Linked DNA regions of Mus musculus: all the other regions are linked to region 5. A link is a loop called in an ENCODE intact Hi-C map of the cell type or tissue named here. Cell type or tissue: heart. All regions are shown on one strand. Region 1 has its middle 7.4 kb from the start of Trp53rkb. Region 2 has its middle 7.2 kb from the start of 5031425F14Rik. Region 3 has its middle 51 kb from the start of Gm14268. Region 4 has its middle 42 kb from the start of Gm14268. Region 5 overlaps Sulf2 (sulfatase 2).

Region 1 (5,000 bases), 680 kb before region 5:
CACCACCCCCAACTGGCCCTAAGGTAGCAAAGGTGGAATATAGATTTTAATAAGTAATAACTCAGGAGTTTTGGAGGGGAGGTGTTAGCAGTGTAGAAATTGGGGAGTGGCCTAACCATTAAGCTGATTGAGATGTTAAATATAAGGCTTTCTCTCTCTCTCTCTCTCTCTGTGTGTGTGTGTGTGTGTGTGTGTGTGTGTGTCTGTCTGTCTGTCTGTCTGTCTTTCTTTCGTTTGAGAATCCAAAGCATTGGGGCCGGTAGCGAGGAATGTGCGCAGCTGCCGCTGCCAGGGAGAGAGCCCATGTTAATCAACTACAGCTACAGTCCCCAGTTCAAGTAAATTGTGTAAATTAAACTCAAAGGTGCCTCCTACTTATAGCTGGTATTCCATGAACAGCACAAAAAAAATGGGGTGAGTGTGAAAATTCGTCCACTCTGATCAGTTTAGCAGAGGCTTGCTCATGCCCCTGGTGGAAGGAGGAGTTTTGAAATACACCTTAATTCTTTTTTTTTTTTTTTTTTTTTTTTTTTTTTGGTTTTTTCGAGACAGGGTTTCTCTGTGTAGCCCTTGCTGTCCTGGAGCTCACTTTGTAGACCAGGCTGGCCTCGAATTCAGAAATCCGCCTGCCTCTGCCTCCCGAGTGCTGGGATTAAAGGCGTGCACCACCACGCCGGGCATACACCTTAATTCTTTAACTTTTGACTCCACCTGTCCTGCTGGAATATTTGTCTGATACTTAGGTCCAAACTGATTGCCAAGAGACTGCTCTTTAGATGATTTGGCTTTTTCACACAAATGTGTTTTGAAATTATATTTTGACCCAGGTGTGGTGATACATGCCTTTATTATCAGCACTTTAATATCAGAGGCAGGTGGATAATCTGTGAGTTTCAAGGCCAGCTTGATCTATAGAGGGAGTTCCAGGATAGCCAGGGCTACACAAAGAGACTCTGTCTCTAAAAACAAACAAACAAAAATTAAGGTATATTTTATTTATATGTGTGTTTGGCAAATGTATAATTGTGTACCTCATGGGTGCCTGGTGCCAGTGAAGGTCAAATAAAGAAACAGTTATGAGTTCCCTGGTAGCAGAACTGGAGCTATGGACCACTGTGAGCCAACATATGGGCACTGGGAATCAAACCCTGGACCTCTGGAAGAATAACAAGTGCTCTTAACCACGGAGCCATCTCTCCATCACCTTCCATCTTGCTTTTTTGAGATAGGCTTTCTCACTGAACTTCAGTGAGCCCCAGGGATCATGTCATCTCTGCTTACTCCTAACCCCAAGGGCGCCTCCGTGACTGTTGGAGATCTGGACTCACTGAACCATGTCCCCAGCCCCCTTGCAGCAGCTTTTGCCTCTCTCTCTCTCTCTCTCTCTCTCTCTCTCTCTCTCTCTCTCTCTCTCTCTCTCTCTTACTCCCTCCCTCCTTCCCTCTCTCTCCCCCACTGGATTTGGCCCTATAAAGTTGTCAGATTCTTCTAGATTTAGGTTCCGATGCTACCATTCAGCTCTTCAGGTTTGACAGTCGGGAAAGGTAGTCACTGAGATTTCCCCAAATTCTCCCTATATCATGTTGCTCCTGTCGGGTTCTCTTCTTTTGTAATAGCTGAGACACTTTTTTGGGGGGGGGGGTGGCGGAGGCAAGAACACTACCTAGTGTTCTTCTGCTTTTCATCATGTCAGGAGACATGGGGTGACAGTTTGTGCCACTTCTGGCGGCACCAGTTTCCCCCACTGTATCGCAAGCTGTTCTCTGATGTAAACCGTGATACTTGGGGTCTGAATGCCTTGTGACCCAATGCCCTTTCAAACCAGTGACTTAGGGCTCCTGACCTCGGGCCTCAGTTTGCTCGTCTAAAAAGTATTGACGCTGCCGCCTCAGCTACTAGTCTTGAGAAACGGTGTTTGGCCCACAATGAACACGCCATAGATGTCAGGACTCCAGGATGGAGACAAGCATGGGGGGAAAACTATGCTCTCTTTAGCTCCGGGGAGGAGAAAGCCTCTTAGGCAGTGTGACCACGCCCCTGTCGCACGCACGGCCTCCTGGGACCCGTAGTGCTGGGCGTGGCCTTGGAACTACAAATCCCAGCGATCCCCCGCGTCGCCACTCAGCTCCTCAGAGCACTGGTGGCCCACCAAGATGCCCGGGCTTAGTCGGTGTCGGTATCCCGGACCGAGTCCGGGTCGATAGCCCGGAGGGAGCAGCTAGTTTCCTCTTGGGAGCCGCGCTGAGGAAGGTTTCGCGACCAGCAGGAACAGGAGGATGCAGGGGTTTGAGATCTGTGTGGGGTGGATGTGGGTTCTCCAGTGTGTACAGGCTTGATGTTGAGAGAGAGGTCTGTCCTCTGCGAGTGGATGCTGTGTCTGTGGTCTGTGCCAAGTGAATATGGAATGTGTGAAGTGGATGCAGGGTCTGTGGCGAGTGTTGGGTGAGTGCGCGGTGGATGCGGCGTATGGGGCGGAGGCGATGTGTGTGGTATGGAGACTTTGCGGAGGAAGAGTTTGAGGCAGGTGCGGGGTGGAAGCGAATCTGCATTTCTGTATGGAATGAGTGCAGGGTAGATTCGGGGTCTGCCCTGCATGCGTGGTGGGTACAGTTTCTGCCGTCAGGTATCACCTCTCACCGTGGTCTCTTTCATTCCCCAATCGTCAGTCTTGCTTCATTCGTTGATTCTATTTACAAGAGTTTTAAATGAATCGAGTCCGCACAGCCTGTGAGAGAAGCACAGGCCAGTGCTACTTCCTAGGCAGCTTGGTGGTAACTTTCTCTTTTGTCCTTTGGGTGAGAAAACTGATCGGAACAGCACCCTAACGACCATACCTGTTCTGTGCCAGGGCATGCTAACCACTCTGATAACTAATCAAGGAGTAAAAGACATCGGTGGTCATGGAAAAGAAGTTATCAGAAATTGGTGAGATGGCTAAGCAGGTAAAGGCGATTGCACCAAGCCTGGTCACCTGAGTTCCATCCCTGAGACTCAGATGGTGGAAGGAGGAGAAATGATAGATGCAAGTTGTCCCTAAGTGTCACCTCCCTGAGTAGATAAGTAAACGTAATTTAAAATATTTTAAAGTGCAAGACAGGGGCTGGAGAGATAGCTCAGTGGTTGAGAGCACATTCTGTTCTTCCAGAGGACCCGAGTTTCTAGCATCCACGTTGTGCCACTCACAATGGCTTGCAAACTCAGGTCCACAGGATTTGCTGCCTCAAATCTCCACAGCGCCTGCACTCATATGCACATACCTACACATAATACATACTTTAAAATAACAAAAATATGTCCTTTTTTTTTTAAATCACAAAGTCTCTGAAATGTTCTTTTTAAAAAAGAGTTCAGGTTTACTACACGGGAAGATTGAAGTCAGCTGGTGCTGGAGACCCTGTCAGCAAGCTGAGGTCCATCAATGGTCTTTGCTTCCTGACTGTGGTACTGTGATCAACCAGCTCAGCGCCCATTCCAGCTCTCATAGGCAGAGCTGATCTTTTTTTTCCCCTCTCCCTCTTGCTCCGGCCCGCCCGCCCGGCTTGCTCTGCACCACCCCACACCACCCCACCCCCGCCCTCATTCTGGCTTGCTCACTGGCAGAGCTGATCTCTCCCCCCCCCGCCCCCCTTTAACCCCCCTCCTCCGGCCAGCTTGCTCTGCACCCCCCCATGTCCCCTCGCTCCAGCCTGCTCTCTGGCAGAGCTGATCTTCCCTTCACCCTTGCTCCAGCCCGACTCGCCCGCCCCCGCCTCCCAGGCCCCCTTGCCCCCGCCTGCTCACTGGCAGGGCTGATCTTGCTGCCATGCTTTGCTCACTGGTGGGGTGCACACTTAAAATAAGCCTCGGGCGGCTTTCACACAGCAATGAAAACTATTGATACAAATTTGTGTTTTTTATTCTCCCCTCCCTTTTTGTTTTATTACTGTTCTTTCTACTTACCTTTACGCATGTATGTCTGTCTGTCTGTGTGTGTGTGTGTGTGTGTGTGTGTGTGTGTGTGTGTGTGTGTCAAGTGCCTGTGGAGGACAGAGATGCCAGATCCTCCTGGGACTGGGAGATGCCCGACAAGAGTGTGGGGAACAGAACTTAGGTCTTCTGGAAGAGCAGTATGCACTCTTAACTCTGGAGCCAGCTCTCTGGCCTCCACTTTCCTCCTTCCTGTATGTATCTGTCCTAAACTGAGTAAGAATTTCAGATAAATGACAACTACATTTGGTTAATACTAGTATGTGTTATGGTTTAGAAATACAATGTCGTCGTCGTCCCCCCCACAGACTCATGTGTTCTAACACTTAGTCTCCAGTTGGTGGCGCTGTCCTGAGAGGTTGTGGCACTCCTAGAACTGTGGCCTAGCTAATGGAAGTCAGTGTAGTACAGCCAAGCTCTGCTTCCCAATGCTCAAGGATCAGACTGGCCGCTCCCACCGTGCTGCTCTGCTGCTACACCCAACTGGGTGCTTCCCCACCATGGCAGACTGTATCCCTGAAACCATGTGCCAAAATAAATCTTTCCTCCCTTTAGATCCGCTCAGTGATTTGGTCACAGCCACAAAAAAACAACTAACACACTGCCCATGCAGTGATGGATATGTAGTTATCTAGAAATGGTTTGCTGTTTCCTGAAATTAAAATACAGCTAGCACTGTTCCCAGGCCCCTCTGTCCTGCAGCCACACTGCAGCTGAAAGACTCCGAGAGGAGCCCCTTGCTCAGGCCTCAGGACAATAGCGAACACCCAAGAACTCACGATAAAAAGCTTGATGTAAACCACATGAGGCTTTATTCGGGGAAAGCCAGAGCTCTGGGGCGACTCATATCCCACGCAGGGGTAGAGGAGTCGACCTCGAGGGGAAAGAGGTCCCAGTTTTTATAGGCCCTCAGGAGAGAAAGGGGGGGGGAGGAGGGGATTTCCAGATCTAAACAATGTCTATTCTCAAGAAATGGGTATGGGAGGGGTACAAGGAAAGAGTCTGGTGCAGGTGTAGCAACTCAGGATTGGCCG
Region 2 (5,000 bases), 330 kb before region 5:
CCCGCAGAAACATCAGATAGGTGGTTTCCAACAAAGTAGGAATATCACTGCAATCGGCCTCAAACGCTGTCTACTGACATTCTTAGCATTTGGGTTGGTGAAAGTTTGTTAGGAGTCCGGTGATACATTTCAAAATAACTTATCTAATAGTCACAAGGGTGTTAGGTCACACGCGGAGGCAGACAAGAAATGGCTACTTAGGCCTAAGATGGTCCAACATAACTTGGCTTCTGGATCTGCAACATTCCAACCTCACCACAGTTACTACATTCTAACCTGTCAATCAGCCTTGCAGAATGGCCAGCGTGGCTGTGGCTCATTTCTGGGGACTTCAGTTCACACAGTTCTAAAGAGCTATGCTGACTCTCCAGCTACATGGCCCTGGCAGAGGGTTGGGTCACACTTATCATGTTGGAAATATTTTATCCAGAGTGCCTGAAGGCACCTGCATGGCAGAATGGGCATGGCAATTGTGCTAGTCAAACTTGTCACCCCTGTGACAAAGTCTGAGAGGAGTGGTTTAGAAGGAGAAGGGTCTCTCTAGCCAGTTTCAGTCTATGGTTAGTTAGTGCCATAGTTACGGGTCTGACGTGGTGGAGGATGCTTATGTCGCAGCTGACAGAAGGCAGACAGGGTGACAAGAGACATGCCCTTCTCAGCCATGACTCCCTCAGTGGCCTGCTTTCTTCAATCAGCCCTACCTTCTGGTAAGGGTTAGGGTTGGGGATTAGGGGTTAGGGTTTGTTAGGGTTAGGGGTTAGGTTAGGGTTAGGGTTAGGGGATTAGGGGTTAGTGTTAGGGTTTAGGGTTTAGGGTTTAGGGTTTAGGGTTAGGGTTTAGGGTTAGGGTTAGGGTTAGGGTTTAGGGTTTAGGGTTAGGGTTAGCACAGTAGTTCATCAGGTTGGGCGACATCAATACATCCCCCCACTGATTGGATCAGAGCCCTTATGATCCAATTGCTTGCCCAAAGCCCTATCTCTGAGCACTGTACTGGGGACCAAGATGGCAACAAGATGGCCTTTAGAGGACATCTCATGTTCAAACCACATTATTGTCACTCTTCCGTCATGGGTTACCAGTGGGACCATTTAATGTATGGGATCCTAGTTATCTTTTAAATATACATGGTTTTGATGAAAATATGTTTTTTTTTTTCTCTTGGCATGTGCATATGTGTGGTGTACATGTGTGTGTGTATATGCATGTTCTCATGAGCATGGGCACACGTATGTTCAGGTCCATGTGCACATGTGTGCACATGCATTAGGTATCCTCCACAACTCTCAATCATAGGCAGGGCTGCTCACTGAGTTGGGAGTTCTCTGATTGGGCTAGTCTGGCCTGCCAGCCCGCTCCAGGAATCTCCTGTCTTGGTCCTGTATGTGTTTGGATAACAGGCAGCTGCCACGTCTACTCAGGTTTTGGGTAGGTTTTTTAGGACCCAAATTCTAGCCTTCACGCTTGTGTGGCCAGCGCCTATCCATGGAGCCATCTCTATCGTATGCCCCAGTAACATACAAGAGATAAAGCTTTCACTGTCGTTAAGGGGAAAAATTAAAAAACATGGGTGATTATTCTATGCTGATAGGACCATGAGGAACTATACATTCCCGACAATTGCCTCTGGAAGCCAAATTGTGCTACACCATCAGCGGCCATCCCTGTGAAGTGACAAACGCTCTTGGTCTCTGTGCCAGCACTCTGGCGCCTGTGTCTTTCTCCTGTGGGTCCCCGAATCTAGATACTGATGACTGAGTTCATACATCACAGCTTTGTTGGTGGGAACCATCGACAGAAACAATATGAACATCCCTCTGCGGGTGGCTGATTAAAAATAAAGCCCGAACCAAATAAAGACAGTGGGGTATGGGCATCCTGAGGGAGCCTGAAATGGATAAAGTACAGATAGGAGGTGGTTCTATTATTGTTGCATGTAAGCAAAGTGCCACGTGACATCAAGATGGGAAGCCGCTCATCGTGTTTTCATTGGATGTAGGTGAAGTTAAGGCTTACAGCAAGGCGAAAGTGATGCTGCCCATTCTGTTTGTATTCGCAGGAGAAAGTAATGAGGGATACACTGGAAAACTAAAAAAGTGACCTATAGGGGGCAGCAGAGTGCTGGGGTCAGAGTAGCCTATTCAGTGGTCTTTTTATTCTATCTCTTTAATAAAGATTTGTTTTCTATCTGTGTGTATGCACACCTGACTTTGGGTGCCAGCACATGCCTGAAAGGAGCATTGGACCCCTGGAGCTGGGGACCCCTGGAGCTGGAGTTGTAGTGGTGGTGAGTCTCCTGCTGTGGGCGCTGGGAACTGAACTTTAGTCCTCTGCAGGAGCAGTGAGTGCTCTCTCCAGCACCAAATGTCTCACTTTTAGATCCCTGCCTTTGTTTTTGTTTTGTTTTGCTTTGCCTCAGTCCGGTGTAGCTCAGGCTGTTTGCAAATTCGCTACATAATAGAGGATGACCTCAGATTCCTCTCATCCTCCTGCCTCCACTTCCCAACTACAGGAACTACAAGTGAGTGTCCCTGCTCACAGTTTGTACAGTGCTGGGACGTCCCATGCACAGTGTTTGTTCATGCCCTGCTCTGCTCCGCAAGCACTCTACCAACTGAGCTCTCGCTGAGCGTTAAGCTGTCTGAATGGCTTGCCAAGCAAACACTTTGTAACCAACTGTCTCTTTCAAGTTGAGTTATGTTAGGGTCAAACAGTATTTGAAGTCTGTGGAGGTCGGTGCTGGGGGAAGGCCTTGTGGTTTTGCCAATCAGGATACAAAGGACACAGTGACCACCCTTAGCCCCTGGTGATGCCTGCTGCTGACCTCTTGATTGGATTCAGAACACCACCCAGGCAGCCTTGGAGAGGCAAGGGCCAGCCGGCTTAGATCTCGCTGTGCTTCACCGAGACCCCAGAGATAATGGCAGGTTCACGGCTCTGTTTTAGAAAGATGGCTGCTGAGCTGAGCCAGCCACTGATCCCGCACCAGCAGATCTGAGCTGGAGTGGAGATGGTGGGAAGGATAGAGGGGAGGGGAGCCTCCTCTGTGCTCCGTCTTTCTGTCCTCGGCTGCTTTCTGTGACTGGGTCCATAGAAGACGCACTTTCATCTCTGAGCTGGAAAACTGAGTCTAATAGGAGAGAGACAGCAACATAAGCACTGAATAATGACAGCCAGGAGCACACGCAGCGCTGAGAGTCTCCGGTCTGCTGTGGGGACCAAGGAGGTCAAGCTCATTCCCCTGCCCAGCATTTGGACATCACTGTCTTTTTACTGAGTGAGGGCAAGTTCAATATGAGGTCTCTATTCAAAGGGGCAGCTGAACAGGTAGCTCCATCCCTGGGTCTCTTAGCATCTTGTGCTGCCATCGTACATCCTGGTATTTGTTATTTTGTACTAAGACCCCAGCTCCCTGAACATGCTGGAGCACACTCCACCTGTTTGGCCCCCAGACTGCAGGGCGAGGGCACACTCTCATCTGGACTAGGCGTGTCAGTGTATGTCTGCTTGCCTCCCTAACCACTAGGCTTACCTCTGTGTGTGTGTGTGTGTGTGTGTTTCCAGGGATGGAGTCCTAACTTTCCCACGTGCTAAGCAGGTGGTCCAGTTTGAGCAATAGACTGTCCACTCGTGCATAAGCTGTAGATGTGGGTCAGCGATGGCAGAAGACGTGTGTTGTGAGGTTCTTTGTGACCTCCTAGCACCTTTATCAATAGGACGGCCAAGGAGGTGGCTCATTCAATAAAGTACTTGCTTTACAAGAACGAGGAACTGAATTCAGCTCCACAGCACCCACTCCAAAAGCTGTATGTGGTTGCCCATGGCTACAGGGAGGGGTAGGGGAGGGCAGAGACAGGCAGATCCTAGGAGAGCACTGGCCAAACAGCCTAGCTAAACTGGCAAGCTCCGTGTCAAATGAGAGACCTTGTTTCATAAATATGGTGAAAACAATTGGGGAAAGACCAGATGCCGACCTCCGATCTCCACAGGCATGGACACACGTGTGTGCATGTAAGACCACTCCCCAGAGTGTTCTAGAATACATTCCTTTAGGACTGAACAAGGCTCCCGTGTGTCTCACCATATCACCTTTGCCCGACTGCAGATGCAAATCTCAATTCTAATGAGTCTTAAGAGTCTGATTGTGCGAGGCTGCAGGGCTCCTTACAAATGCAGGCACTTCAAGGTGATCTCAGGGCTGACTGGCATCAATCTTAGGAAAATAATGAAACCTTCCTGGTGTAGCACAGATGCTTATAGGCTTCTCAGCGGGAGCAACAAATAAAAAGATATTTATTCAAAAATTTGATGGTCCAGAAGGCTTCTGGGATGAGCGCGCTCTAGTTAGCGACTTCCTGGAGGATCTGTTAGCACGGAGAAATGGAAATGACAACGTGGGAACTTGATGTCTTCCATGCAAATGAGAACAGAGCAGAAATATCTGTTAACTCTGCTACTTGGGGGGAGGGGGACAGCTGGAAAGAGGACAGATAGACACACAACGTTTACGATAAGGGAGACAGATGTGAGGTTTCTTAAGGCTTGTTTGGGTTCAGAGAGGGGCAGACACCTGCCCATGAGCTCACAACATGGAAGACAAAGACCGGGTGCCAGACCAGCTGGCCCAGCTTCTCAGTGCTCCTTAGTCCCTGTGCTGTCCCTGGAGGAGCTTGGGTGAGAGGTATCAACAGCATTCAACTCCATTAAAATTTTTTAAGTAATTTTTTCTTTATTTTTTGACAGTTCATTCATGGACTCATTGATCGTATATCATAGCCACCCACAGATTCCCTCTCACTTCGGCTGGATACCCCTCAACATGTCCTATCCTTAAGTGAAAGGAGATGGGCTGTAACATGTAGGCAGCTGGGCGCCTAAAAGATGGCGCCGTAAACAACGCCACTGCGCAGGCGCTAGCCCGAATCTGGCGCCAACATCTCCGGAGCGGGTGCATGTAAATTAAAGTGCCAGCAGACTGACCAATCCCAGGAGGACACATAGCT
Region 3 (5,000 bases), 230 kb before region 5:
ACCCTCTTCTGGTCTCTATAGACACCACCATATATATATATGTGTGTGTGTGTATATATATATATACACATAGTACACAGACACGCATGCAAGGAGAACCCTCATACACACACACACACAAAAACCCTGAATCTTATTCATTTTTAATTGTGTAGGTTGTGTGTCTTTGTGTAGGTGTACATGTGAGCACAGGTACCCTCAGAGACCAGAAGAGGGCATCAGATCCTCTGGAGCTGGAAACACAGGCCAGTATGAGGTTCCTGAGTGGGTGCTGGGAACCAAACTCAGGCTTCCAGAGAACCAGAAGCACTCTTGACTCCCTGCCGCATCCCAGCCCCTGACCCTGAAACAGTATGCCTGTTGGTGTCTGGGTCCCCGCTTCCCCTTCTCCAGCCTCTGCCGACTGCTCTCCACTCTGTTTCTATGTGTGGCTGTTTTCACGGCACCAGGGAACGTGAACCGGGCAGTGTTTACTGTCACAAGCTTACTCTCAGTATCCGTGGTCTGTCATATGCTGCTGTGATCTGGTCTTGTTTTTTCTGGTGAATAGTTTTCTCCTGTCCGTACCACATGTGTATCCATCAGTGGACATTTGGGCTGTTTAATGAATGAGGGTGTGTTAAAACTTTTTGTGACCCAGATTTCAGGTTTTTTTTTTTTTTAAATAACCCAGAAGTGGAATAGCTGCTTCATATAAAGCTTCCAGGTTTTTTTTCATATTCAAACAATTTAATTCCCCAAAGAAGTAATTTTAGCTAAATACTTACACACATTTTTAGAATGTTGCAATTAAAAAGTACTGTTAAAGATTATAGATAGTATTAAAGTCAGACTTGAAAGACAAAGCCAGTACACTTCTTTGTTTTTTTCAGTAGAATATCTCTTGACAATTTCATACCTGTGAACAATGTGTAGTCCTCGTAACACATCTGCATAGTCTCCCCTCCTCCCCACCCCCAGGTACCCCCCTCCCCACACATCCGATTGGCACGCCATGCCCTCTCCTTTATTTATCTGTAAATGACTGAGTGTGGCGGGACTGCCTGAGATGTTGACTGATCCTGTTGCCTTGACCTTGTGCAGGATCCACCGTGAGATGTTGACTAATCATGTTGCTTTGACCTTGTGCAGGATCCACAGATGCTGTGAGATCACAAGAACAACGGCCACGCCATATCCAGAAGACAGCTTTCCAGAGCCCCTCTCCCATCCTCCAGCCCGTCATTCTTTCTGCCTCTCTTCTACAGTGTTCCTGAACCTTGGGCGGCGGGGTGAGATGTCCCATGTAGGACTGAGCATGCAGGAGGTGTTTATATTCAGCCACTCATGAATCTCAGCATTAATTGCTGGCCAGAAACTTCTCTGGCCAGGGCTGAGGGCATCACTGATTTAGGAAGATGAATTCCTGGAACGGCTGCATTGAGTTGAAAAGTGAAGTTCTGAGATCCCCGGGCCCCAGTACATCAGTTCCCAACCTGTGAGTTCTGATCCCCTTGGGGGTCGAATGACCCTTTCATGGGAGTCACACGTCAGATATCCTGCATATCAGATATTTACATCACAATTCCTAAAAGTAGTAAAATTACAGTTATGAGATAGCAACGAAAATAACTTTATGGCTGGGAGGCCACTACAACATAAAAAACTCTATTAAAGGTTCCGAGGATTAGGGAGGTTGAGAACCACTGTTCTAGTGGATTCCATGTCTGTGTCATCAGCCTCCATGCTCTGAAGCAGCTCTTGTAACCTCCTGGTCCACAGATAGAGCCTTCAGCTCTGAACTGTGATAATTCTATTTTTTTAAATGTATTTTTGATGTTATTTATATGAGTATTTGCTTATGTGTATGTACATGCAGCTCATATGTGCAGTTCCCAAGGCAGCCAGAAGAGGGCGTCAGGTCCCCCGGAATCGAAATTGCAGATGGTTGTGAGCAGTCCTGAGGCAGGTGCTGCGAATTGAACCTGGGTCCTCTAGAGGAAGAGGAGCGGATCTAACTCACTGCTGAGCCATCTCTCCAGCTCCTGATACTTCTGGTTATAATTGTTGTTTGCTTCCTTCCTCTAAATATTACATGACTGTGCCACCATCACTTGGGAGTAGAGATGGCCACGGCTGGGCGGCTTTGCTGACTGATAGAGCAGACCAGTATGATGCTGGTCAGGTCAACAGTAAGGACAACGGAGCTGCTGACACTCGGAAGCCGATGGGGAAGGAAGATCGCCCGATCCTTGGTAGGTCTTGGGTTTGTGGTTTGGGGGGAACCCTGGGGACGCTGAGACAGACTGTCCTTTTCAGTAAAAAGATTTTTAAAATATTTTATTTGTGACTTCATGCATCTGTGAGTGTATGCCACATGTGTGCAGGGCCCCTTCAGAATAAATATGCCCAACACACTGGAAGTAGAGGGAAATTAACTCCATACAGCAATGACTATAAATAAAAACCTCACACTTCATTAGCTGTCCGTGTGAAAAAGCAAAAGCTGTGTCTCTCAGACCATGCAAGGAGGGTGCTCAGCACTCAACACTGTTCTTTAACTGGGCACTAGGTGGCCGAGACAAAGCAAGAAGGCAAGAAAGAAGGACGGAAATCCAAGCAGAGAAAGACGCAGCAGAACTGTTTCTATCTGTTGATCCTGTCATCTACTGTATACAAACCTCTGAGGAAAGGGGGTGGGGTGGGGGGAGTCTGTTAGAACTAAGAAACAAACCAGCAAATCTGCAGATCACAAACGCAACAAGAGTCAGCTGCATTTGGTCATGAGCTGTCTGAAAAGGAAATTAGTAAACACTGTCACTTACGAGCGGAGAGCCCAGACGTGAGTCCACACATGGACCGTCAGCAGACTTCCCATGAAGCTGCCAAGTTCACACAACGGCAAAAGGCCGGTCCTGTCCAATGATATTGGGAAAGCCAGACCCCAGCACATTCTCTGAAGGGAGAATGTGGAGCCTGTGTTCACACACATGACAATCAGTTCCAACTGCATTGCAGACTTGCCAATGGGAAGCCAAACTTGTAAATTCAGAGAACACACAGGTTGGTCATTAGCCAGTAAGTAGCCTTGGCAATGGTGTGTGTGTGTGTATATGTGTGTGTGTGTGCATGTGTGTGTGTGTGTATTTTTTATATGACATAAACATGCAGGCAAACACAGCAAAAATAGACAGATGGGTTAGCATCAAACTAAAACTTCTGCATAGCCAAGAACAACATTTAAAGTAAAAGAGACAGCCTACCAAGCTGATGGAGTGTTTATTTATCTGATACAGGATCCATTTCTAAAACATGTAAGAAAGTTCTACAACCTAATATTAAAACCAAACCAAAACAAAACAAAAAAAAAAAACCTAATAACAGCTAAAACCACGCCCCCCCCCAAAAAAGAAAAAGAAATCAAACATGGAGGACCTGAGTAGGCCTTTCTCTGAAGAAGCCCCTCTCGTCAGCTGAAGCAGCCCTTGGGAAAGGTGTGTTCATGAGCCGGCACTTGTACGCCCTCACTCCCTTCATGGACCCTTTGTCCTGGGCATGCGCCCATCTGTGGGCCAGGACAGCACCACAAAGGGACGGAGCTGAGCAGGAGCAACTGCAGTCATCTCTGGTCTGGCCTGTTTGCAGCCAGAGGGCAAAGCCTTTGATGGAGGCTAGACAACAACAGGTTCCTGTCCTGTGAGCTAGCTGAGACTGTGAATTGGTCTCCGAGAGCCATGACGGCTGGATTTCCTGTCCTGGAACAAATTAACAGCAAAGAAGATGGGGGCGAGCAGTGCAGCAAACTCTGGGCTGCTGTTGTTTACCCCTGATTCTGTAAAGTCTAGATTTGAAGGTAGAAGTCCACTTCAAAAGAAAGAAAGAGAGGGGCGGGGAGGGAGGAAGGGGTAGGGGAGGGAGGAAGGAAAGAAGGGGGGGAATCTATTTCTTAGCAAAATTTTTTGGAGTTTCTTAGTTTCTCAGAGCAGGTACTGATATGACTTGCACTCCCTCCGAGTTCACCAGCCACACAGCATCTGCTGCTCCAGAGTCCACTGGGTGTTCTAATCAAAGATGCTCTCCGGGGGTAGATGGCAGCTGTGCTCTTCGGCCCCCAGGCTGGGGAATTTACTTAAAGCTGCAGGCTGTCTAGAGACCCCGATGGCTGTCTGGTTCTGCACGGGATACCAAGATCTTAGGAGTGGAGACCTGTTGGCCTTCTCCCTCTCCTCCCCTCTCTGTGCATGTGCATGGGTGTGGGTGGGCAGCCTCCAGAGCTGCCCCTGCCACATGTTTGCACACCGTGGTAGCGGCCCCCAAGTTGTCACTAGTCCCCTTCTCCACCCCGCACCTCTCTGTAGGCGTGCTGGGATTATACTGCATGCAACAGCATCGCATCAAGATGGGTTGTAGTAATCTCCTCTGGGTTGTGGTGATCTAAACAAGGGTCTGCGTGCACAGCAAGTGCTATCTTTACCCACCGAATCATCGTCAAGTCTCTCAGGGTCACACTTTCTTACCTGCTCACTTCTCAGCTATACCCAGGTACTGTGTGCCAGCTTGGATCTGAAATGTCCCTATAAGGCCTTGCTTGGGTCAAGGGTTTAGTCCCCGGGAGGATACGACTGAGAGGCGATAGAACCTTTAAAAGGTGGGGTCTATTTCAAGTCATTGGCAGGGGTGGAAGCTGTGGGACTCTGGTCTCTCAGAGCTTCCTTTGCTTCCTGGCCACCATACAGAGATCTGCTTACTCGTGAGGCACCTCTGCACTCAGGCCCAGAGACGCAGGCACCCCCGAACAAACAGGAGTTGAAAGTTCCAGAGCCGTGGGCCCAAATAAACCTGTCCTCTCACTCAGACAATTGTCCAGGGTGTGCCTTGCATTCACAGAAAGCTAACTAACACAGATACCGCATACATACATACATACATACATACATACATACATACATACTACAACAAACACTCTACACACCCACCCATGAGTGTGTAAATCAGTGAAGCAGGGTTAATGAGAGCCCTTA
Region 4 (5,000 bases), 240 kb before region 5:
CAGCAGGGTGGGAGGTGACCTCAGGTATCTGGCTGTTAGAGACATCTCTGCTCTGAGCCAAAGGGCATCTAAAATGTTGAAGCCCAGAGTGGGTCGTTCTGTTGATTCACCTTTCCCCTTCTCTCAGTGGCTGGCAGGAAACAGAGTGCTGTGCCAATCCAGGGGGATTCAGTGGCAGGTTTCCTGTCTTGCTCTACCTGTTGGAAATCCATTTCAGGCAACAAGGACTCTGTGTGTGTGTGTGTGTGTGTGTGGTGGGGGAGCCTGGGAAGAGGGGAGGCAAGCTTCTGATTGCTTCTAGAATTGCTTCAGGAAGATGAAGGCTCTTCAGAGCCCTAGCCCAGCCTGGGCTGGGACAGGAGCAGATATCAGTGGAAGAAAGGTAGAGTTTGTCCTCACAGTCATAGTGGACCCGTAGGAACCATTCGTATTCTGCATGGTTGAGACGGGGCCTTAAGAGGAGGGTAAGTCCTGTCCCGTGTGTGCCTGTTAGATAAAGGAAGGGAAGATCACTTAGTACTGTGTCCTCACAGGGAGGCTGTAGGCTAGACCACTGCTCTGGACTAGATGGAGTCTTTCAAGGAAGCAGCAGTTTTCAGGACTCTTCTGATTGCACGTGGTAGAAATTCAGATAAAACTAACTAAAAGATGAATTCTTAACAATGTGAAGGGAAGAAAAGAGGGAGGTGCGGCTTCAGGTGCAGCTGGATCCAGGAGGTAACCTTGGGCCTTGACAGGCTCGCTTCTGTTTCTTAGTTCTGGGTTGGCTCAGAAAAGAGGCAGAGGCAAGTCCAGGCACTGCCCCTGCCCTAGTGGCAACAGTAGCAGCCTTCTTAACCCTGCTAGCAACCATCCCGGGACAGGCAGCGATTAGGCAGGCTCAAGTCACGTGACCCCCTCCTTCCTCACCCCATGGTGGAGGGCAGACAGGAGTGGAGCAGGCCTGGGTCACATGGCTATCCCTGTGCCACCCAAAGAATGTGGTCTGAATAAAGGGAGACGTTATAGAAGTAAATTGGGTGGCACGGGGAATAGGAGGGGACAAACATACTGAACATGGGAAGGGGCCAGGGTCTGTGACACAGACCCAGGACCTCACTGCAGAATCCCCTGCTCCTGGGACAAGTGTTCTTCGGGCAACTCTTTTCTTGAGAAAGAAGTGTGGTTTGCATGCATTTATCGAAGCAAATACCTCATGACTCCACAGTGTTCATTAAAAAGAAGGATGTGTGGGTGCACGGGGCGGGGTCTGAACACTTCGCACCCTCATCTCTGTCTGCCGGAGGATCGCTGTACTTAGAAGACTCTAGTCCCAGCCGGCCACTGCTAATGCCTTATTTCTTGGGGCACTGTGCGGTCTGCTGTTGGAACTGATTGTGAGTAGAACGAGATCATTTTTTTATCAGCTTCCTCCACAGAAGCCTGTTTGCAGCCGGCCCAGACCTGGAAGGAAAACACCATTTAGCTTCTCTCCTCTAATCTTCGCCATGGGTCTCTAAATCACCAGATGTCGCTCAGCGCCACTCAGCCAGAAACGAGCAATGCTCCACAGTCATCCCTTCAGAGTTATGGTCCCTGTCACCTCCTGTTGATGGCTCCTTTAGGGTGAGAGGAAGCAAGGCTTGTAAGCCAGCAGCCTGGAGAGTGGCAGGCACTTGGGGGACCCTGCCGATACGTGACTATGCCCCTCTGGGACGGCTACTGCCCCACCAAATCACCCCTGGCTGCGCCCCTGTGTTCGTAAGTTAACTTATGACCTTCTCATGTTCCCTGGAGGTGACAGTAAGCCATCAATTCACAGCCTCCTGACATGTTCTGTGCGGCTGGTAAAAAATAAATGTCACCTGATATAATAACTGGGACTTTGCACATGAAAGTCTGGGCTTTACGCTGTCACAGACAGACAGACAGACAGACAGACGGCCTGCCAGCTTTTCAGGCAGATGATCTGCACTGTGCAGGTCTGTTTCTTCATCCATAAAGGGAGTGTGGAGGGCTGAGACAGGCCAGCTAGCTTTGTCTTAGCCACATGAGACCCAGTGAGCCTGTGCGAGGCTCAGAGAAGTCTCCTTTGTATCACTCTCTAGATCCTGGCTGGTATCTCAGGCTGAACTATATATAAAGTCGGCCCCAGGCCCTGTGACTGTAACCTGTGGCAATTACTTCCTCTGCATTGAGATATGTCCCTTGCTTCCTGGAAAGAACTTTGCTAGGATCCAGGAAGCAAAGGAAACTTAAAGACCTGGGAAGCACCTGACCTTGGCATTCACAAGGCCTAGATGAATGGTGATAGTCTCCTGGGAGCAGGGGTCTCTCAGACCTTCCTAGTCACCAGCAAGCTGTGCAAGGAGCTCCAGGCACGCAGCGTTAGTGCCTTGCCCTTCCAGCCCCATGCTGGGGTGAGATGTTCAGTGATGTTCATCTTAGTCGCCCACACTCCTGCAAGGAACCCCGGTACACTCACTGGTACACTGGTACACTTGCCTTGGGTGGAATCCTGGAGTCTGTCATTGATGTCCACCTGGGTGAATGGGGTTTGAGTCTTATCTCCCATGTACAGGACCATGTCTGTGAAGTACGCAGATGTGAAGAGGCCAAGGGGTCCTGTTTCTGGATCAGCCTGGGACCCTCGCTCTAGCAGCCAGTGTCCCCATGAGTCACAGAGAAGGCAGACAGGCAGAGGAGGAGACTACAAGGTGCAAAGCCTGGACTGGAACAGGCGAGACCACTCGGCTCCCTCCAACTCTCGCTGGAGAGATGGTGTCCGCTCAGATGTTATCTTGACAAGTCCTATCCGGGAACTAGACCCATTCTAATGAGCGTCCAGGAATTTAGTGTTGTCTTTAACTAACAAAACAAAAAAAATGATCAAGAAATGGTAGAGTCTCTCACCCAAAGGAAAAGCTATTACAAGAATTTATCTCACAGGGGTTTTTAGAAAGGAGAATGAAACAGGAGACTCAGTCTCCACACACGCCGCCCACCCCCCAGCAGCCCTGCTGGCTCAGACATTATCATTCTCTCCTGTCCCTGAAGTCTCAATGGTTCTCTTCACTACCGTTGCTCTCCAGCTGGAAGCATAGTACTGGGCGTGCTCTGGTGTCTGAGGAAAACTCTGTCTCCTCTAATCCTATCCTTACTTCCATCTTTCTCTCTCTCTCTCTCTCTCTCTCTCTCTCTCTCTCTCTCTCTCTCTCTCTTTGCCTCAGACCCTAGAGTCTTGTGACTTCTGGATAGCAAAGGGCAGGGGGACAGTGTAGAGAAGGCAAGCCATTCAGAATGCCAGCCTGACCCAGCTGGCGTTGGTGACTCGGGTGTCCCCTCTCCAACCACATCAGGAAGATGTGAAGGGAACAGAGGCCCAGGGGTAATCAGAGTTGGAATGGGGGCTTGATTACCTGCCCGGGGAATAGTGATTTATGGGTGATTCTCTCTCCTCCAAGGTTGGATGGGAGCTAATTTCCCGGCAGTCTTAAATCATGCCCCCCCCCCCCGCCACCCCCTTCCTGCACATGCCGCAAGGAAACTCAGGGGCTGTCATGTGCCTCGTGTAACCAACGACTTGATTAAAATGAGGGTGTTGAGGAGCTGTGCCCACCTCCCTGCCAAGGCGGGGGCTCAGCAGGAGCTGGCAGCGTCATTTATCCCTGGGATAGTGGCAGCCCACACACGGCTCGCTTAACTTCATGTTTGGCTGCTGATGGGTCTTCATTTATAGATAATATAAACAGGTTGACAGGGCCCTAATTAACTGATTTGTGGTCCCCTGGGAACAAATGGTTATTAATATTCATCAGCATTTGTCACACGTAGGCAGATGCCTGGCCCCGACATGATCATAATACGTCCCCTCCGCTGTGTGCACCAGAATTCCTGATTTGTCTCTGGCCTGTGGACTCCAGAGAGCATCAACAGCCGCTAATGGCCCCGCTCCAGGAGACTGCCTCTCCTTGAAGGTCTTGATGGTAGCATTAATGCATGATTTGCCCATTATAACTGGTCAGATTTCCCATCATCCTCTTCTCTCCCTGGGTGTCCTTGGCTCTGCTTTCCTCCCACACCTCCCTTGAATCTCTTCGCAGACAAACCTAGAATTTCCTCCTCCAGGAAGTCTTCTGGGACTGATCACTGCTGTCTCTCTAGATGGCATTATTCTTATCTGTTTGGGGTTTTACTAATTTGAGGGTGTGCTAATTGACTGTTTCGTTTTGTTTTATCCAACAATTCTCTGCCTCACGAACTTTTTTGAAAATTAGGATGAAATATATTTCTTCCTTTGGAAGCAGAGTCAGTTGAGGGTAGGAAATTAAATAACCCCCCACTCAGCGATGGTAGTAGCTGAGGGCCCTTTGAGGAGCTTATGAGCCACTTACCGACTCACCTCAGCTCCATGAGGCAGGTGTGTGAGGGCCATTGGGGCCCAGTGATGAAAGAGCAGAGGTCCAAGGGGGCATGGCCAGCTGGGTGATTGATGGCCTGGGAGCTCGGCCAGCCGGGTAATTGACGGGCTTGTAAGTGTTCCATGTTTGGTGGTCCCGAGCACTGACTCCTGTGCGCAGAGTTGTTTATTTATTGTGCAACTCTAGCAGATCTTCCTGTTATTTTCTATGTGTGCTCAGTCAGTGGTCTGTCTGTCGCAAGCCCTCTGTGCCCCTGATCCCCACCCCTGCTTGTGCTGCCCTGAGGAAAATAGAAGCCACCTCTCCCCAGGCTCTGAGACCTTGGGCAGGTCACCTGACACTTCTGAGCCAAAGGCTTTTTTCTAAGCTCCTGGTTCTCCACCAGAGAGACTTGTTTGTTTGTTTGTTTGTTTGTTTGTTGTTTTGCTTTGTTTCTCCTACCCAACCCAAGAGACTTCTGCCAAAGTCCTGAAATGTTATCACCCCAACTTAGGAGGGGAGGCTGTGGCTGCCATAGCCCACTGTCCCAGCAGACCAGCCTGTCACTGGGATACCCAGGCCCCAGGCCCCAGGCCCCAAACCAACTGTATTGCGGTAAAG
Region 5 (5,000 bases):
GTAGGTGCTTGGTTGGGTTCACACAGCTTGGCCCACAGTAGGTCCTTGGTTGGGTTCACACAGCTTGGCCCACAGTAGGTGCTTGGATGGGTTCACACATCAGCCCCCATCACTTCCTCTCCCGGCATGGGCTGCTTCTCCGTTATCTCTCTGCTTACACAGGGGAGACTCCGGCTGTCCTGGATGCTTTTCTGGACCCTGGTGCAGCTGTCCCCACCTTCACAATGGCAGCCTTCTCTGCCCTTGGCCTTCCTCCTGCCTGTCTGCTGCCGGCTTCCTTTCCCCGGAGTGCACACAGGGACACACTTGAGTGTGCACACACAGCTCTCTTCTTCACGGTCCAGCTGCCCCTTGTGTGCCCACCCACCCACACATGACCCTTATGGCCTGTGGCTGCAGAGTCCCCATCTGCCCCCCGAGTCTTGGAACCTCCCCTGAAGGACTTACCTCTCGGCATGGGGGTCTGTCTGGGCCTTGCCTGGGTCATATAGCCCACTGAAGGTCCAGCTTCTCCTGCCACATCTGTCTCTCAGATCCGGCTCATTGTCCTTTAGTTAAGTCAAGCATGGCGGCACACCCATGCTCTCAGCCCACAGGCGTAGTGGAGGGAGGACCAGTTGTTCAGACTCACCCTCATCTGCGTAGAAAGTCTGAGGCTAGCCTCGGCTACCTGAGACCGTTTGACACTGTGGTTCTCAACCTTTCATACACTGTGACATTCTAATACAGTTCCTCATGCCGTGGTGACCCCCAACCATAAAATTATTTTGTTGCTATTTCATAACTGTGATTTTGCTACTGTTAGGGATTGTCATGTAAATATTTGGGAGGTAAAGGTTTGGTAAAGGGGTCTCAACCTATACATGGGTTGGGAGACCCTCTGATCTAAAACAAAATGGCTCCGGTAGTTAGGAGCGGTTGACACTCTTGCAAAGGGACTGGCTTTGGGTCTCAGCACTCACCGGGTGGCTCATAATCCCCTGTGACTCCAGTTCCAGAGAATCCAGGGCCCTCTCTGGCTCCATGTGCACCAAGCATCCATGCAGTGCACGTCTATACATATAGATCACAGATGCACATAAAATTAATCTTTTTTTAAGTCCCCAAATCTCCTTAAGCCCTTAGTCTCTAGCCTTTCAATGCTTTTAAGATTTACATAAGTGAGTCACCCAGGCCCTCGCTCTAACATTACTTGTGACTGTGAGCTGGGACGCTTCCCTGATGCTCAGTTTCCCTTCTCTACAGCAGTGTTACGATGTGGATAAGTTGCCCAGTGCCCATAATATGCATCACCCCAAGGACGGTGTGACCAGGTCCCACAAATTCATGCAGTGAAAGTCCTTGGGAGGGAGAGGAAGCGTGGGGGCTGGGAGACCGTTCTGTCTGCAGAGCCATCAATAAACGAGGAGTTTCTTCCCCGGGACCCACAGAAAAGGCCAGGCATGGCAGCTACTGCCTCTCACGAGCCCTGGAGAGACAGAGACAAGAGAGTCCTTGGGAATCACTAGCCGGCCAGCCTAGCCAGTTGGGGGGCTTCCGGTTCAGTAAGAGATGGCTTGAACACTAAGGTAGAGAGGCAAGCAAGATGCCTCAGCAGGTAAAGGTGCTTGCCGCCAAGCCTGATGAGATGGGCTGCAGAACCCACCCAGTAGAAAGAGAGAACCAACTCCTGCAAGTTGTCCTCTGGTCTCCACACATATGCTGCACCCACGCACCCCCACAAACACACACACATACACACACACAGATAAATAAATATATATTTTTAAAAAGTTACCAACTGTTGGAGAGGGGGGCTGGATGATTGAGGAAGATACTGGATATTCCTCCACACTCCCATGTACAAGTATCCTTACATACATGTACATACATGAATACATATGTATGCATGCACACGCCACACACAAATAAGGAAAAGTGGAGTAAGCATAGGTGTGTGTCCTCAGTCCCCTGAGGATGAGGTATGGGGGTGGGGAGGTCCAGGTGTCCGTCTGATCCCTGACTGTCCCTCAGCCTCGCTCAGCCACACACAGGTTCCCGAGAACTGCAGAGACCCAGAGCCACAACCCAGGAGCTTAAAGCAGGAGGTGCTTCTCCTCTGACATCCCAAATCGGCTGTCCCCAGGGGACTTCTGTTCCAGCCTCCTCAGCTCTCCATATCCCAGGCTCCCCAGGCTCTGCCTCTCTCTCCTCGTGGCTCTCAGATCCAGGCATCTGTGTCCAGATTTCCCCGTTGACAGCACTGGCCTGCAGTTCCCCCTGACCCGATCGATGTAAGCTTCTTTTAACTTCTTTTAACTTGATCACAGAAGCTAGGGCTCAGATAAGGTCACACACTGTGCAGGTACCAGGATCAGAGTGGGTATCTGGAGAGTCACGATATGGCTCATGTGTTCAACCCCCCACCTGTCACTGTCCTCCCTTCCAGAGCCACCCTCAGGCCTGACTTCAGTAGACATGGGACAGAAGAAAGGCTTCAGTGCCCAAAACCTCATGTTTTGTTTGATGTTTGAAACAAGGTCTTCTTAGGTAACCAGGCGGCCCTTGAACTTGCAATGCCCCTGCTAGTACCTCCCCAGTGCTGGGACCACAGCTCCATGCCTGCCTACTGGGTTTTAACTCTGCAAACAGGAGGCTAACTCACACCAACTCATGGGAGGGAGGGCCTCTTAGGCTTCAGACCACTTAATTGCAAGCCTTTTTCTCAAGGAAGCACAGCGCCCCCTATGGGCCAAATCCATGAACACAGTGATACAGGATGCTGGCTGTATCCTGAATGAAGCAAGGGACTTTGGTGGACGCTCTGCAGTCCACATGCCTTCTACACTACCCTCCAAGTCATTCGTGTGTGGGGGGATTATTTTATGCTTATTGTTCTGAGTATTGAATCTGAGTCTATTTTCTATATAAATAAGGAAGGGGTTTTTTTTGTTGTTGTTGTGGGTGGTGGTTGGTTGGTTTTAGGTTTTTGGCAGTTATAAATGTGCTCAGTTTCCTAGCATTAGATCTGACAGGAAAGCTGTTATAATTGAATGTGAAACTTTTCCAAGAGATTCCTTATTTCTGAAAATTCTGTCCCTGATGGCAGGGGCAACCAGTATTTGAATTGCAAATACCAAGCGCCCACCAGCCTGCGCTGGGAACCAGCAGCCTCCCAGGGAATCTGTCTCCTTGCTGGCACCTGACTGCCACCTCATGTCTCCTTGACGGATGTGCCAGAGACGTTTCCGGTTGAAGCCTCCCTTTGTTATAAATCTCCCAGCTTTTATTTTTCTTGAAGATTGCTGTTCTAATGTTCTTTCAACTTTGGGAGATGACTGGCATAGGAAATTATTTTTCGACTGTGAATTCCTTTTGGGAGGAAATACGGCAAACTCATTATTATAGGAAAGGGCCATTGGTGAGATACCTCTGAGAGCAGCTCCGAGGGGTCTGATATGTCACGCTCCCTGAGGTAATGGGAATTTCCTATAGTTGATGGATCCTCCAGTCCTGCTGTAAAGGCTGCTGTGGATTGTCTGCCCCTCTGCCCCACCCTTCTGCACGTCTGCAGTTGAGAGGGCAGAGGGCTGGGAAGATGGCTTAGTGGGGAAGCCAACAAGGACCAGGCCCGATCCCCAGCATCCTGGTAAAAGGCGGGGTACGAATGCCCATCTGTAACCCAGTCTCCAAAGAAGATGAAATCCCTGGAACAAGCTGGTAGAACTGGTGAAGTCGGGGTTCATGTGGGAGACCCTACCTCAGCATATAAGGTGGAGAATAATCCAAAAAGATATCTGACATTAGCCTATGCTAATGCTCACACACACACACACACACACACACACACACACACACCAAAGGGATGCACACACACACACAGCCCACACCACACACACTCACCACACACACACACACACACACACACACAGGAATGCACACACATACACATATACTCCATACCACACACACACACACCACCACACACAGACACTACACTACACACACACACTACCCCACGCCTGCACAATACACCACATACACACATAATACCACACACAAACACCACAGGCATACATACACACATTAAAAGGAAAGGGCCAACAGTATAGCTCAGTCGGGAGAGCACTCGCCCAGCACACAGGAAGCCATGGGTTTAATCCACATCACTTCATAAAGGTGTGGGGGTGCACACCTATAATCCAAGCATTGGAAAGCTGAGGCAGGTTTGAGAGTTCAAGGCCAGTTTGTCCTGATAGTGAATCAACAGGCCATAGAGCCTCTCCCTGATGCTAGCTAGCCTCCCTCCCAGCTAACGAGGTTTTCTGGAAATGAATGGACTCTGTCATTTGCTACAGCTGCCTGAGTCTGGCAGGGGAGGCTGAAGCCTGCATTCAGTTAGAAACTCAAGCAACCCCCTCCAGGTCCCCTGCACCCACTGCCCAGCCTTGGCCTGATGCCCTGGGGTCCTCTGCAACCCAAGCTCTCTCCATAGCAACAGTCCCACTCGGAACAAGCAGGTAGGAAAAAGGAGCCTAGAAAGGGCTCAGCCCTCAGTCCTTGTGAGCTGCCTGGCCCTTCTTTCCCCTGGTGACTAGCCAACCACCCCTACTCCCCAAAGAGGACAACAGGGGGTGCCTTGAAAAGCTGCACTCTGATTGAAACCCTCCCCTGGCTGTTCTGAGTTCCTGAGATAAACCCACAGCTCCTTCTATCGGGCTCACCTGTTCACGTCTCTCCTGCCTCTGGCTCTTCTGTTCCATTCATACGCGGGCCACTGACCCTCTCTGTGGTACGGTCATCCCTGCCCTGGCACCTTAGTACTTGCTTCTGTATAAAACACACTTCACCCACTCCCCTGCTGTGGAGAACTTTCCAGATCCATCCTCACTCTTCCCTGGGGAGTCAGTTACCACTCCCTACCCAGTCCCAGTTATACAAAGATGAGTACTTGAACACCTGCCAGGCAGAGACAGAAAACAGGCATCCACCACTGAAACCTAGTGGTGGTGGGGCTGGGG

The links. Hi-C counts contacts between places; a loop is a spot of excess contacts. Peaks named below come from ENCODE experiments on the same cell type or tissue, not always from the same donor. Only the 100,000 strongest peaks of a DNase experiment are listed, where the experiment ranks them.
Region 1: a loop joins it to region 5, with 2.4 times the contacts of the local background. A loop is called at or near these places in 6 of 42 quality-filtered maps.
Region 2: a loop joins it to region 5, with 5 times the contacts of the local background. A loop is called at or near these places in 19 of 42 quality-filtered maps.
Region 3: a loop joins it to region 5, with 2.4 times the contacts of the local background. A loop is called at or near these places in 5 of 42 quality-filtered maps.
Region 4: a loop joins it to region 5, with 2.0 times the contacts of the local background. A loop is called at or near these places in 5 of 42 quality-filtered maps.

The regions. Positions count from the first base shown.
Region 1 is chr2:166,783,891-166,788,890 of GRCm38, reverse strand. No RefSeq gene overlaps it. Among named protein-coding and RNA genes, the nearest start is that of Trp53rkb, 7.4 kb to the left of the region's middle. In heart, CTCF peaks have their summits at 2,132 and 4,302 (motif pointing right); a DNase peak (open chromatin) is centred at 2,080; H3K4me3 peaks cover 1,637 bases; H3K27ac peaks cover 1,148 bases; H3K27me3 peaks cover 823 bases.
Region 2 is chr2:166,437,736-166,442,735 of GRCm38, reverse strand. No RefSeq gene overlaps it. Among named protein-coding and RNA genes, the nearest start is that of 5031425F14Rik, 7.2 kb to the left of the region's middle. RefSeq lists an enhancer at 1-2,116. In heart, a CTCF peak has its summit at 2,102 (motif pointing right); no DNase peak of the experiment used is centred here; H3K27ac peaks cover 813 bases.
Region 3 is chr2:166,336,524-166,341,523 of GRCm38, reverse strand. No RefSeq gene overlaps it. Among named protein-coding and RNA genes, the nearest start is that of Gm14268, 51 kb to the left of the region's middle. In heart, CTCF peaks have their summits at 1,871 (motif pointing right) and 2,546; DNase peaks (open chromatin) are centred at 2,873 and 3,589; H3K27ac peaks cover 2,180 bases.
Region 4 is chr2:166,345,374-166,350,373 of GRCm38, reverse strand. No RefSeq gene overlaps it. Among named protein-coding and RNA genes, the nearest start is that of Gm14268, 42 kb to the left of the region's middle. In heart, no CTCF peak of the experiment used is centred here; no DNase peak of the experiment used is centred here; H3K27ac peaks cover 3,006 bases.
Region 5 is chr2:166,106,237-166,111,236 of GRCm38, reverse strand. All of the region lies in intron 3 of Sulf2 (sulfatase 2), which reads left to right. Among named protein-coding and RNA genes, the nearest start is that of Gm52534, 11 kb to the left of the region's middle. In heart, a CTCF peak has its summit at 2,734 (motif pointing left); a DNase peak (open chromatin) is centred at 2,726; H3K27ac peaks cover 2,236 bases.